Linked DNA regions of Mus musculus: region 1 is linked to region 2. A link is a loop called in an ENCODE intact Hi-C map of the cell type or tissue named here. Cell type or tissue: heart. All regions are shown on one strand. Links, peaks and the distances in the headings refer to the core of each region. The heading gives the core; the rest is flanking DNA. Region 1 overlaps Clic5 (chloride intracellular channel 5). Region 2 holds the start of Clic5 (chloride intracellular channel 5).

Region 1 (5,371 bases), core at 295-5,294, 51 kb before region 2:
CATATATAAAATGAGTAAATAAATCTTTTTTAAAAAAAATGGCCACAGGCCACTTCCCCCTCAGTGTGAAAATGACCTGTCCTAATATGATGACAAAGGATGCTCTTAAGGGAGCGTGGTTTCTTGCTTAAGGCTTTCTTAGGGAATCAGGGACCAGTAATCATCCAACAGTAAGGCACCATTGGTTACCATGGGCTATCCCACTGTACCAGACCATAAAACAAGGATAAGGACAGCCCTTTCTCCCAGGTACCAGAGCTGGTGAGAGTGTGATGTGCCTCACAGAGCTCAGCGCCTGACACAGCCCAGGAGCAACATTTGCTGACAGGTAAACAGAACTTTGAGAGAAACACAGAAAAAATGATTGTATTCTAACTCTGCTTCCCTTCCTGAGAATGCAGGCATGTCCTTGGGGCAGGAACTCAGGGCTTCTCGTGTGACAGGATTGCACCAACCGAGCCGTATCCCCAACCCTTTTACACGGCTTCCCTTCCCAGCAGCCAGGGAAAGTCTTACAGCTGACAACGGCCCAGCTTACAGATCTTACAGCTGAAGATCCTTCCGTGGCGACCCTGCAGCACTGAGCTCATGCCTGACTCTGTCAGGAACGCCGGGGTTTCCAGTGTAACAACGAGGTAGGATTGTTTTCATCTCTGATTACTGTATTCTGCAATTAATGACCCCAGACTCGGCCATCTTTTAGACTATGTCTCTTACCTCCTCTTGTATCAGCAATAGCTAATCTGCCCCCGTGAGAACTCTCAGCTCCTACACCTGCCAGTCCCAATCTGTATTTGTATGTATGTATGTATGTATGTATGTATGTATGTATGTATGTGGCTTGCTCAGACTTATGGCTCCTGGTGTGGTCTCAGTTTCCTGGTTTGTCATCATTACATCAGCCTTTTATCCCTTCTACTGAAGATGAAGAAGTTTGCACAATCTTGAGCTTTTCAGGAGAATAAGGCTGGTGGGGAGAGAGGGGGGAAGGGAGAAGGAAAGATGGAGGGGGAGGGGAGGGGAGGGGGAGGGAGAGGGAAAGATGGAGGAGAGGGAAAGATGGACGGGAAGAGAGAGGAGGAGGGGAGGAGAAGGGGGAGGGGGAGAGGGAGGGGGAGGGGGAGGGGAGAGAGGGAGATCTTCCCAGGTCCCCTAAAGGCACTCTGTAGGAACTGACTGGCAATACCTATGGGTAACTTGCCTTAATGCACCCACTCTGAGATTGGCATTCCATTTTGCTAACCTCAAACTGAAGCAGCCCCACTGGAAATCTACCTTCCCACAGCTAACTCTCTCCCTGTCCATAGGTCTGTAAAGAACCAGCTCATTACTTCTCGGGGGTTAGGGTCTCCTCCAGGAACTCTTCAATCTTGTTGACATCTGTCTTCACATCCCCATTGAAGGTCAGGAAGGGCGGGTGCGTGCCAGGAGCCAGGTTGTGTAGATCGGCTGGCTTTCTGTGGAGAGAGTAAGATTCCAGTGATGGTGTGAACCATTGTCCCTCTGGTTCTGAGAAGCCTATGGCATGAACTCTGGTCTGGGGTTAATCAACATGCTTGTAGCATAACCAGATTTGTGGTACTAGGTGTGAGACAGTAGGAGCTGGATAGAGCTCTGTGGGCCTGTGGTGTGAAACCGAAAACTCATCCACAGGAAGAAAATGGCAGAAGTAACTCACAAGTGGAAGCTGAACACAACTGAAAAGCCCGGAGAGGATCATGGTGACCGTCTAAATTAGCTCCCGGCTTTAACTGCACAGGACTGTGCTTCCAAATGCCCTCTTACTAATTATTCCAACAAAACACACAATTCCAGGCTTGACAAATTAACACAGCGGGGCTGAAGAAATGGCTCAGCGGTTAACTGGCCTCCACAAACAAAAATAAGTAACACATTGGATCCTAAATGTATTTGAATACTATATTACTATATGCATGTGTGTGTGTGTGTGTGTGTGTGTGTGTGTGTGTGTGTGTGTTTTGGGGACTTCTTCAAGTTCCAATGCTCCCATTCTGAGTAACATACATTTTAATATGTAGCAATTAACATCTAATATTGTTCAATCTCTTCCTAGACTTCACAAATATACACACATATAATTTGCCTCTAAATGATCCCTGGCATGGAGGATCCATGAGAGAGGGAACTAGTAATTGAAAACCAGACTGTTGGATGAAGTCAGTGTGTTCAAGGAGCATTATTGCTGTTTAACCAATGGACCCTGGTGAAAACTCATGGGGTTAGGTCCAGAGGCCTACGTTCAATATTGCAGATCAGGAAACATCAGGGAGGCTATGGCTAAGGGTTCTACATCAAGAACTATGAGCTGGGCTTGGTGGTCCATCCATTCCTGTTATCCCAGAGCTTGGAAGGCTGGAGCAGGGGGATTGCTACCATTGTGATACCAGCTTGGGCTACAGACTAGAATACCGTCTCGGAAATTAATCAAACAGACAAAGAGTTCCCAACACCTACATTCAGTTTCCAAAACCCACAAGGCAGCTAACAGCTCAGAATTGCCTGTAAATCCAGTTGCAGGAGGACTGATGCCCTCTTCTGGCCCCTTCAGGTACTGCACACACACAGTGAACAGACACACATGCAGGCAAATCAGCCACACATGTATAATAAAAAATTAAATTTAAAAAGGGTTAACTTTAACTGTGAAATTAGAACTCAAAAGTTGGTCTGATATTGAAAAAACTCCAACCCAATTATGAAAGTTTGTGCTTTTCAATGAATGCCAGGGACCAGTAGGCAGCTATCCTACAGGAAACCAGTTAATAATCCAACATACTTCACCATTTACTGTTTTTAATCTTAATTTGAGCACACATTTTTAAAAAATATAACCATTATGATTTTAATTTTACTAAAACTTAGTTGTTTTGTGAAAGATTTTTAAAATTAATTTAATATATGTAAATTGAAGATCTCCCCAGTCAGAAATGGAATCTTTTACAATAAAGATTGAGGGCACTTAAGGGGTACTTATAGTTATAAATAATCCAATTCCAAGGAGTCACAACTTCATTTATCTAGTAGGACTTGAGTAAACACAATGACTCATGTTGAGGAAAGCAGTTTCCTTTTGTCTCAGGTTTTCCCGGGACCAGTAAAACCTTATAGATGAAGGCTACCTTGCCAAACTCAGTCCTTCTGAAGAGAGAATACAGGCCCGCTTGTCCCAACTAGACAAGTGAGCTGAGGCAGAAAGAGCTCAAGTTCAAGGCCAGCCTGGACTCCCAGAGTGAACTCAGGTTTAGTCTGGGAAAGTTCGCAAGATCTATATCAAAACAGAAAGTACGAAGAGGGAGCCGGTTTGAAATAGCAAGCCCTTGCCTAGTATGTGTGAAGCCCTGGTTCCATCCCGGACTCCATACCAAAGCATAAACAAGAAAGGTATCTTGCTATGCTGCTCGCAGTCACTCTTAAATCTAAGATAACCCAGTGTCGGGAACCTCACCACCTTTGCAGCGCACACAGGAGACACTGCATGCATCAGGGAGAGGGAGATGCTGAGGTCCTCGTGATCCAGAGAGGCAGGGGAAGATGTTAGGGAAGAGTACAGCAATGTGGAGCATGCATCCAATGAATGAACAAGGAGTAATCAATCGAACTTTCTAGACTCAGCCCTCAACAGTGCCTGGTGTGGTCCCTGTCGGTGCTGGATACTTAGTATATTGAGTGCCACAGGGAAGGTACGTCAAGAACGCAAGAAGGACATTGCGTCTGTTAGTGCCAGTGATGTGGTGTGCTTCTAAAATCCCTCCTGCCAGGTGGTCAAATTCCTGAGCCAGTATCAAGGAAGGAGGGGACGGGGTGGGGTGGGGGTGTGGCTTAGCAACAGGAAGTGGAGACTCCCGGCTGTACTGAGGAAACAGGGTAGGGCTCACGCAGGAGTCTCAGGGCAGCCATGGGAGTTTCCATTCTCTGAGTTTGCAACATTCTTTGTGGCCACTGGAGCAGAAAATATGAGATGGAGAAACTGTAAAATGTCAACGAGAGGGGGCAGAGGCTTCTGTGAGGAGACAAATTCCTGGTCTAATCAGCTAGGGAGGGGACGACAAGAATTCCAGTGACAGCTCCCAAGTCACTCCCAACAGGCTGCTTGCTCTCCAGCCTCCTTCTGTGACACTCAAACAACTGAGACTAATTTACTTAGTTCCTTGTTGACTCAGTGTGCGTCCCTCCCCTCACATAAAGAGAGGACATTCTTTGCAGGCTGCTCCTGTTTTGTAACTGACACTGGCCAGGAAGGAAGTCCTCTCTGGTCTTATTTTGGAGCAGTTACTGTGGCTTAAAGACACAGCGGTCTGTTAGTCTGTTGACGGGGCAGCAGTGTGGTTTTGTTTGTGACGGGGCAGCAGTGTGGTTTCGTTTCTGGGATCCTGGGGGTACTTTGGCTGCTAGGTTCTGACACCTTTGGGACATGCCACTTCTGGCTCCTGAAGCTGGGCATTGTCAAAAGCATGCTGGCCAGCGCCACCCCTTCCTCTCTCAGTCAGCTCCCACCCCCGCAGTTGGAATTGAAATTACAGAATTCCATGTCTCCAGATTGGATTTGTGAATTATTTCACGGGCCTCATCCTTTCTTTAGCTCCCTGATTCACAGCTCCATGAGGGGCGCCGGGTTTCAAGTTCGTGCAGCAAGCCAAGTAGAATCCTAAACATAAACCCATGGCCCACCTCTTTAAACCCCTAACAGCACTCTCTCGGATTAAAAACTGGGATAAGATCAGTTTTCATAGGAATTAGTATTTGTGTGCGTGCGGATAGTGCTGTAAACAAAGGTGACCACCAAGGCAGCCTTAGAGGGATGTCGGCAGGACTGGGTCTGATAATGTGTGTGAGAGAAGCAGAAGCATCCTTAAGATGCCCGAGAGACTCCGTCCCCTGCCTGAGCTCCAGCTTGGAACTCTAGTGAGAGTTCTCTCCTACGGATGAGAATCTAAAGACTCTGGTCTCTCGGAAAGGAAGCTCCTTGCCCAGGCTCTGGGATCCTGCTCGTTTTAGTTGTTACAGACACAGGCTGCATGGGAGGTACATGCTCCCTTACTGTGCCAGACACTAGGATCTTAGCAGCAGCCCCTCTATTTCCAGCTGGTAGGAGACCTCAGTGGGTCTGCTCGGCTTCCTTGTCTAATATAGAATGCTGGAATTTCCCTTATGAAGTACCTATCACGGGATTTTGCAGGGGAAAGCCATCAGCAGTTAGGAAGCATTGGAGTTGTAGATGTTACGACGAGGTAAGGCACTAAAGGATGACTCCGCCTGAGGAAGCTCAGATCGGACCTAGGTGAGTTTCAAGGGAGGCCACTCCGGACAGTGATGGGTTACAGAGGCCTTCCCAAGAAGTTGGGACTGAAAC
Region 2 (5,371 bases), core at 142-5,141:
ACATGAATGCCCAGGGACTGTTTAAAAAAAAAAAAAGGAAATCAAGGTCATTTGGGGAGTTCAAGTCTAGCCTGGGCTACATGATATGCCAGTAAATGAAGAGAACAAGGACTGGCATCTTAGCATTTGAGCAGGGCATTTCCCACACCCTTTTTGAGCGCAGGCTTGCTCAGTGGCATCATGACACTAATCCCCCCCCCCTTTTTCTTTCCTGAGCTACTGGAAGGGAGCAGACTTCAGCTCACCAATGGCTGTGACTATAATATTGGAAGGTCCCGTGGGGTCATAATTAACTGTTTTCTTCATTTTACATAGGAGTGAAATAATCTTCATGAATAAAGATGGGACGCTCCAGTGAGTGAGACAAGCTCTCGCTGCACTTCACATGCCCTAGGACGCTGCCGTGTATCTACTGCAGTAGACACAGATGAGCGCTTCACGTGCCCTAGGATGCTGCCAGGTATCACTGCTGTCTCACTGCAGTAGACACAGATGAGAAGTACTGTGCATGGCAGGGCAGCACGAGTCTGTGAGACTCACAGGACAATAGTTTAGATGGGCAGACCCAGTGTTGTACTGAGCAGGGGAGGGCTGGTCTTTAACAGGCTGTTGAAAATGACCCACATCATGGCTCCGGGTAGGGCATCCTCTACCTGAGTTTCTTCATAAGAACCAACCAATCCTCTCCTTCAGAAAACACCTCTGCTACCCAACACCAGATGCCAGAGACTTTCTTTCGATGGGAATCCAAAATGGAGGCCCTGCAGATTTGGGGGAAAGTCTGATTCTACAAGTGAGCCAGAATCCTGCTCCTCTATAATGACACCATTGGAGGCTCAGAGAAGCACCCTCACCTCACACACAGGTTATTCAAGGCATGGTTTCTCAGTATAGCTCTGGCTGTCTTGGAACTTGCTCTGTAGACCAGGCTGGCCTGGAACTCAGAGATCTGCCGGCCACTGCCTCCGGTGTGCTAGGATTAAAGGCGTGCGCCACCGCTGCCCGGCTGACCCAGCTTTTGTGTTTCCCCTGTGGTCATAACAGTAACCAGAAGCTCAAAAATGAGGATGGGCATCGAAAACATCTCTGCCATCAATCTGGTCTCAGAGCCACAAAGGCTCTTACTATGTGCTTTTCTTTAAGTGAGCAGGTGGGTGACAGCACGGGCATTCTAGAACTCTTTTGGGGGCCACTTGGGCTGTGGAGTAAGCGTTTTCATACAAGTAGACAAAATCTCCGAACGCTGCCAACGTGAAATTCCAAAGACACAGGTAGAATTGGTCTCCACGCTTAGTGCAGGGCAAAGGGCTCCTTTGGCTCAAAAGAACCAATTTGTGTCTGAAATATCGCTCAGGGAACCTGACACTTGAAGCTCCTACTCCCAGGGAACCTGAGTAAGCCCAAGACTGGCTCTCAAGGAAAGCGGCAAGGTTTTCTGAACGCAGCATCCAATCACCCTCCCTGCTATGGGCCTGGGCACCCAGGCCCCCACGGCCCCATCCTGCTCAGACTGGGAGGCGATCTAGCCTTGTTCTTACCTAGGTCTGCCAGCACACCCAAAACTGCTGCCTGGAGATTAGCAACATCACTTTGTAGACATAAAATAGGTTGCAACAGATTATCTATATTAAACTTTCAATATGTATATTGAATTGTGTGTGTGTGTGTGTGTGTGTGTGTGTGTGTGTGTGTGTGTGTGTGTGTTTCAAAAGTGTCAGAGAAGAGAAGATTGTTATTCGGGTTTACACAAACTTAAACCCTTCTGCTGAAGTCTATTCAACTCGTTTAGAAACAGGTGGTTTAAGCAAATTAACACCTTTCTGCTTCCAGGTTATGTGCACGACCTTTAGACCCAGTGTGTTTTCAGCGCTCTGCACTCTATTCTTGGAAAACAGCACTAGAGGATTTTATTCCCATTTGTGAAAGCCCTAGGTAATCAGGCAGTAGAGTTCGCCCCTCCCCCAAGGTCCTGGCGACTCTGCAGCCCAGCCCAGGGCTGCTTTCCTCCGCCTCAGGTTTCCCGGGTTCTGCTTCTGCAGTGTCCCAGCAAGGAGGGCTGATCAAATGTTTCTGCCTACACCTGCGGACCCGGCCTCCAGTCTCCCGCAGCTTGCAAAAGAAAAAACATTAGAGCTGCTGTCTGGTGTCTGCTACTGCTCAGGGGAGCGCCCAAGAAGCAGGGGGGCGCTTAATTTGGTTCTGCAAGAAGCTGTTGCTTTGCAGCCCAAGTCGAAACTGACAGGTCCCCTGGTTACCTGAGACGGTCCTGTAGAGTCATAATGACAGTGATAATAACAGCAGGGAACTGGGTGTTCATTTTTTTCTCTCCTCTACAAGTCACAAAGCAAGAAAATAGCTTTGTGGCCTTCGCTTTTATTTTAGTGTTTCTGAGTAAAACAAGAGAGGGTGGGTACTAGAAAATGCTGTTTTTGTTGTGCCAAAGAGGATCTCTCTCTCTCTCTCTCTCTCTCTCTCTCTCTCTCTCTCTCTCTCTCTCTCTCTCTCTCTCCCTCCCTCTCTCCCTCCCTTCCTCCCTCCCTCCCTCCCCCCCCCCCTCCGCTAAAGAAGAAAAGTTTACTAGTCTAGCCAGATTCCCCTGTCCCTATATCTGGAGACATCTTTCAACTTGGCCAAGATCCCTTCCCTTGGAGCTCAGGATCTGCTCTTCCCTCCGAGCTCAGGATGAGGGACGGCAACCTGTCCTACAATGTTTGGTAGACTACGGGTTAACTCTTCAAGAAGACAGCCACCTGCCAGATCGAAACTCACACCCTTCTCCGGAAGCCCCTGGCAGAAAGGCCACCGGCAGGACCAGGAGGGCGCTGGACTGTGCTCCCTAGGGAGGGTCTCAAGTCCCAGAGGGACCTGCGTCCTGACACTTGAGATCTCCTCATCTCCAGCCCGGGAGGAGGCCCGCGAATGCCGACCTACCTTCACGAAGAGCTCGATCTCGGGGTCCCTGTCGTCCCCATTAGTTGTCGCTGAGTCCGTCATGCCGTTGGCGCCCCGGACCACGGTCCCGGGCCGGAGAGGCGCCACCTCTGCAGCACTTCAGGCTCCTGCTCACAGCGGGGGCCTCTCTTTTGCACGGTGTTTAATGTTTTCTTTTTTTAAGACTACCAGTTTCTCATCAATTTCTCCAAGCAAGGACAGCGATGCCTGAGAGATCAGAGTCCCAGGTGTCACGCGGAAAGAGAGGACTCCAAGAGCCAGCAGGGGGCTAAAAGGAAAAGCGAGCTAAGGGATTGACAACAGGTCCCAAGAGCAACAAGTGCCTGACTGCTGGGAGGTGTCACAGGATCCGAGACTGTCAGCGATCCCGCGCCGCTGCCGCGGGTGCGCCCAAAATAGACCACGGCCGCGGGGCGGGGTCAGTCCGGGCGGGGACTGGAGGGAGGGGGACACCCTGGGAACTCAGCATTCGTTGGGCCCAGTCACATAGGAGACCCCTCAGTGTACGAGCTCAGACAGAGCTAAGAATGTTCTGAAGGTCATGAGGGACAGAAAGAGTGGTGTACAGAAGATGATTTTCAAGGTTTGTTTTTTTTTTTTATTTTTAAATTTTTGTTTTTTAATGAAGAGGTTCAGTTAGTCCATCAAAATCACGCACTTACAATAGCGTGGAGCGAAGAAAAGATCCTGAATTCGCTGAGCTTGCCATTTTTGCTCTGTGCAAGTGGAGAGGGAGTGGGCCAGGAGCAGGGGAGAGGCTGAGGGGTGAGCCAACCAGTAAGGTGCTGGAGTCAGAGATCTGCAGCTTTCAACTTTGTGGGGTTTTCATTCCCTTGCTTGGTTTTATTCTCCTCTGCTTTCTTATTCTCTCTCTCTCCCTCCTCCCTGTCTCCCCTCACCTCCTTCTCCTCTTCCTGGTCCTGCTCCTCCTTCTCTCTCTGCCTCTGTCTCTGATTCTGTCTCTGATTCTGTCTCTGATTCTGTCTCTGATTCTGTCTCTGTCTCTGTCTCTCTCTCTCTCTCTCAGAGAGAGAGAGACAGAGACAGAGAGAGAGAGAGAGAGAGAGAGAGAGAGAGAGAGAGAGAGAGAATTCTATAGCATAGGCTGGCTTTGGCCTTAAACTCACTATGTAACTGAGACTGGTTTGGAATTCCTCATTCTCCTATCTCAAAACCTTCTAAGTGCTGCTTACAGGTGTAGGTCACCACATCCAGCTTTCTCTTTCTCTTTCTCTTTCTCTTTCTCTTTCTCTTTCTCTTTCTCTTTCTCTTTCTCTTTCTCTTTCTCTTTCTCTTTCTCTTTCTCTTTCTCTTCCTCTTCCTCTTCCTCTTTCTTTCTCTTTCTCTTTCTCTTCCTCTTCCTCTTTCCCTTTCTTCCTTTCTTTCCTTCTTTCTTTCAGAACTATGATACAGATATACTGTGCTCACATCCTGTAAGCATAGCTCAATGTATTTTCACCAGCTGCTACCAGCACTAGATGAAGGAATAAAATATTGACTTCTTGCTCTTTTTTTTTTCTTCTGCTTTTCCACTCACCCAAGGTAACCATGACTCAGACTTGAAATAGTCTAAAGTGAGAGTTAGGGTTGGTAGGTTGAAGCTACTAACGCTGGTTTCTTTCAACCATAATGGCATTGGACACATTTCCCATAGATATAGACTTTGGTAGAGGTGTTGTTAAATCACGGAATATAAGAAGGTTCTTGATAAATATTCTCTCATGCTTTTCTGAAGTTCTTTCCTCCCCTGCCCCCACATTCCCACCTCTTATTTCTTTTTTACAAGTAGTTGCAGAGCTGGGGAGATGCTCCGGATGTGAAGTGCATGTCAGGCAAGCAAGAGGCCTTGAGCTGGGAACTCCATCAACTCAATTGGGCAGGCTTGGTGGCTTGGCTCGGCTCCCAGGCCTCTGGAGGTGGAGACTAAGCAGATTCTGGGTTCAGGTGAAAGACCTTGTGTCCATACAAAATAGAGAAAGCAATCAAAGGTGTTTTAATCATTTTAAATGGTGCTATTAGCCTGGCTTTATAAAAGTAAAGAAACTGAAGCATGGAGTACTTAAGAAACTTGACTCTATTCCTCAACCCAGGAAATGGTAGAGTCAGAATTTGGATACAGATAATTGATACTTCAGCAACTACTCAACTAACTCAACTAACTGATTTTTTTTTTCACTTTGTGAACACTACACTGAGAGAAGTGCAGGTCTGGTTGTAATCTTTGAAATTAAAATCCACTTCAGTGAGGCAGTAACAGAAGGGAGGAACTGCAAGGGTGTCACATGAATGAGGAAGATGTAGGATATGGGTCTGAGTTTGGATTTGAACTGTCTGCCAGTTGCCCATGTCCTAAAGACTTGGATCCAGCCATGACACCATTGGAACCTCTAAGAGGCGGGACCTAGCAGTAGGAGACAGT

What was found. A loop is a pair of places that touch in the nucleus more often than their neighbours do. Peaks named below come from ENCODE experiments on the same cell type or tissue, not always from the same donor. Only the 100,000 strongest peaks of a DNase experiment are listed, where the experiment ranks them.
Region 1: it touches region 2 in a loop (6-fold over the local background); 6 of 42 quality-filtered maps call a loop at or near these places.

The regions. Positions count from the first base shown.
Region 1 is chr17:44,238,120-44,243,490 of GRCm38, reverse strand. It overlaps Clic5 (chloride intracellular channel 5), which reads right to left. Exons shown (of 6, transcript NM_172621.2): 3 at 1,332-1,457. Among named protein-coding and RNA genes, the nearest start is that of Clic5, 52 kb to the right of the region's middle. In heart, for the core only: a CTCF peak has its summit at 2,568 (motif pointing left); DNase peaks (open chromatin) are centred at 3,870 and 4,260; H3K4me3 peaks cover 929 bases; H3K27ac peaks cover 1,866 bases.
Region 2 is chr17:44,186,522-44,191,892 of GRCm38, reverse strand. It overlaps Clic5 (chloride intracellular channel 5), which reads right to left and starts at 3,321. Exons shown (of 6, transcript NM_172621.2): 1 at 2,932-3,321. The coding sequence starts at 2,994. In heart, for the core only: a CTCF peak has its summit at 3,211 (motif pointing right); DNase peaks (open chromatin) are centred at 1,982, 2,902 and 3,242; H3K4me3 peaks cover 2,480 bases; H3K27ac peaks cover 1,582 bases; H3K27me3 peaks cover 1,445 bases.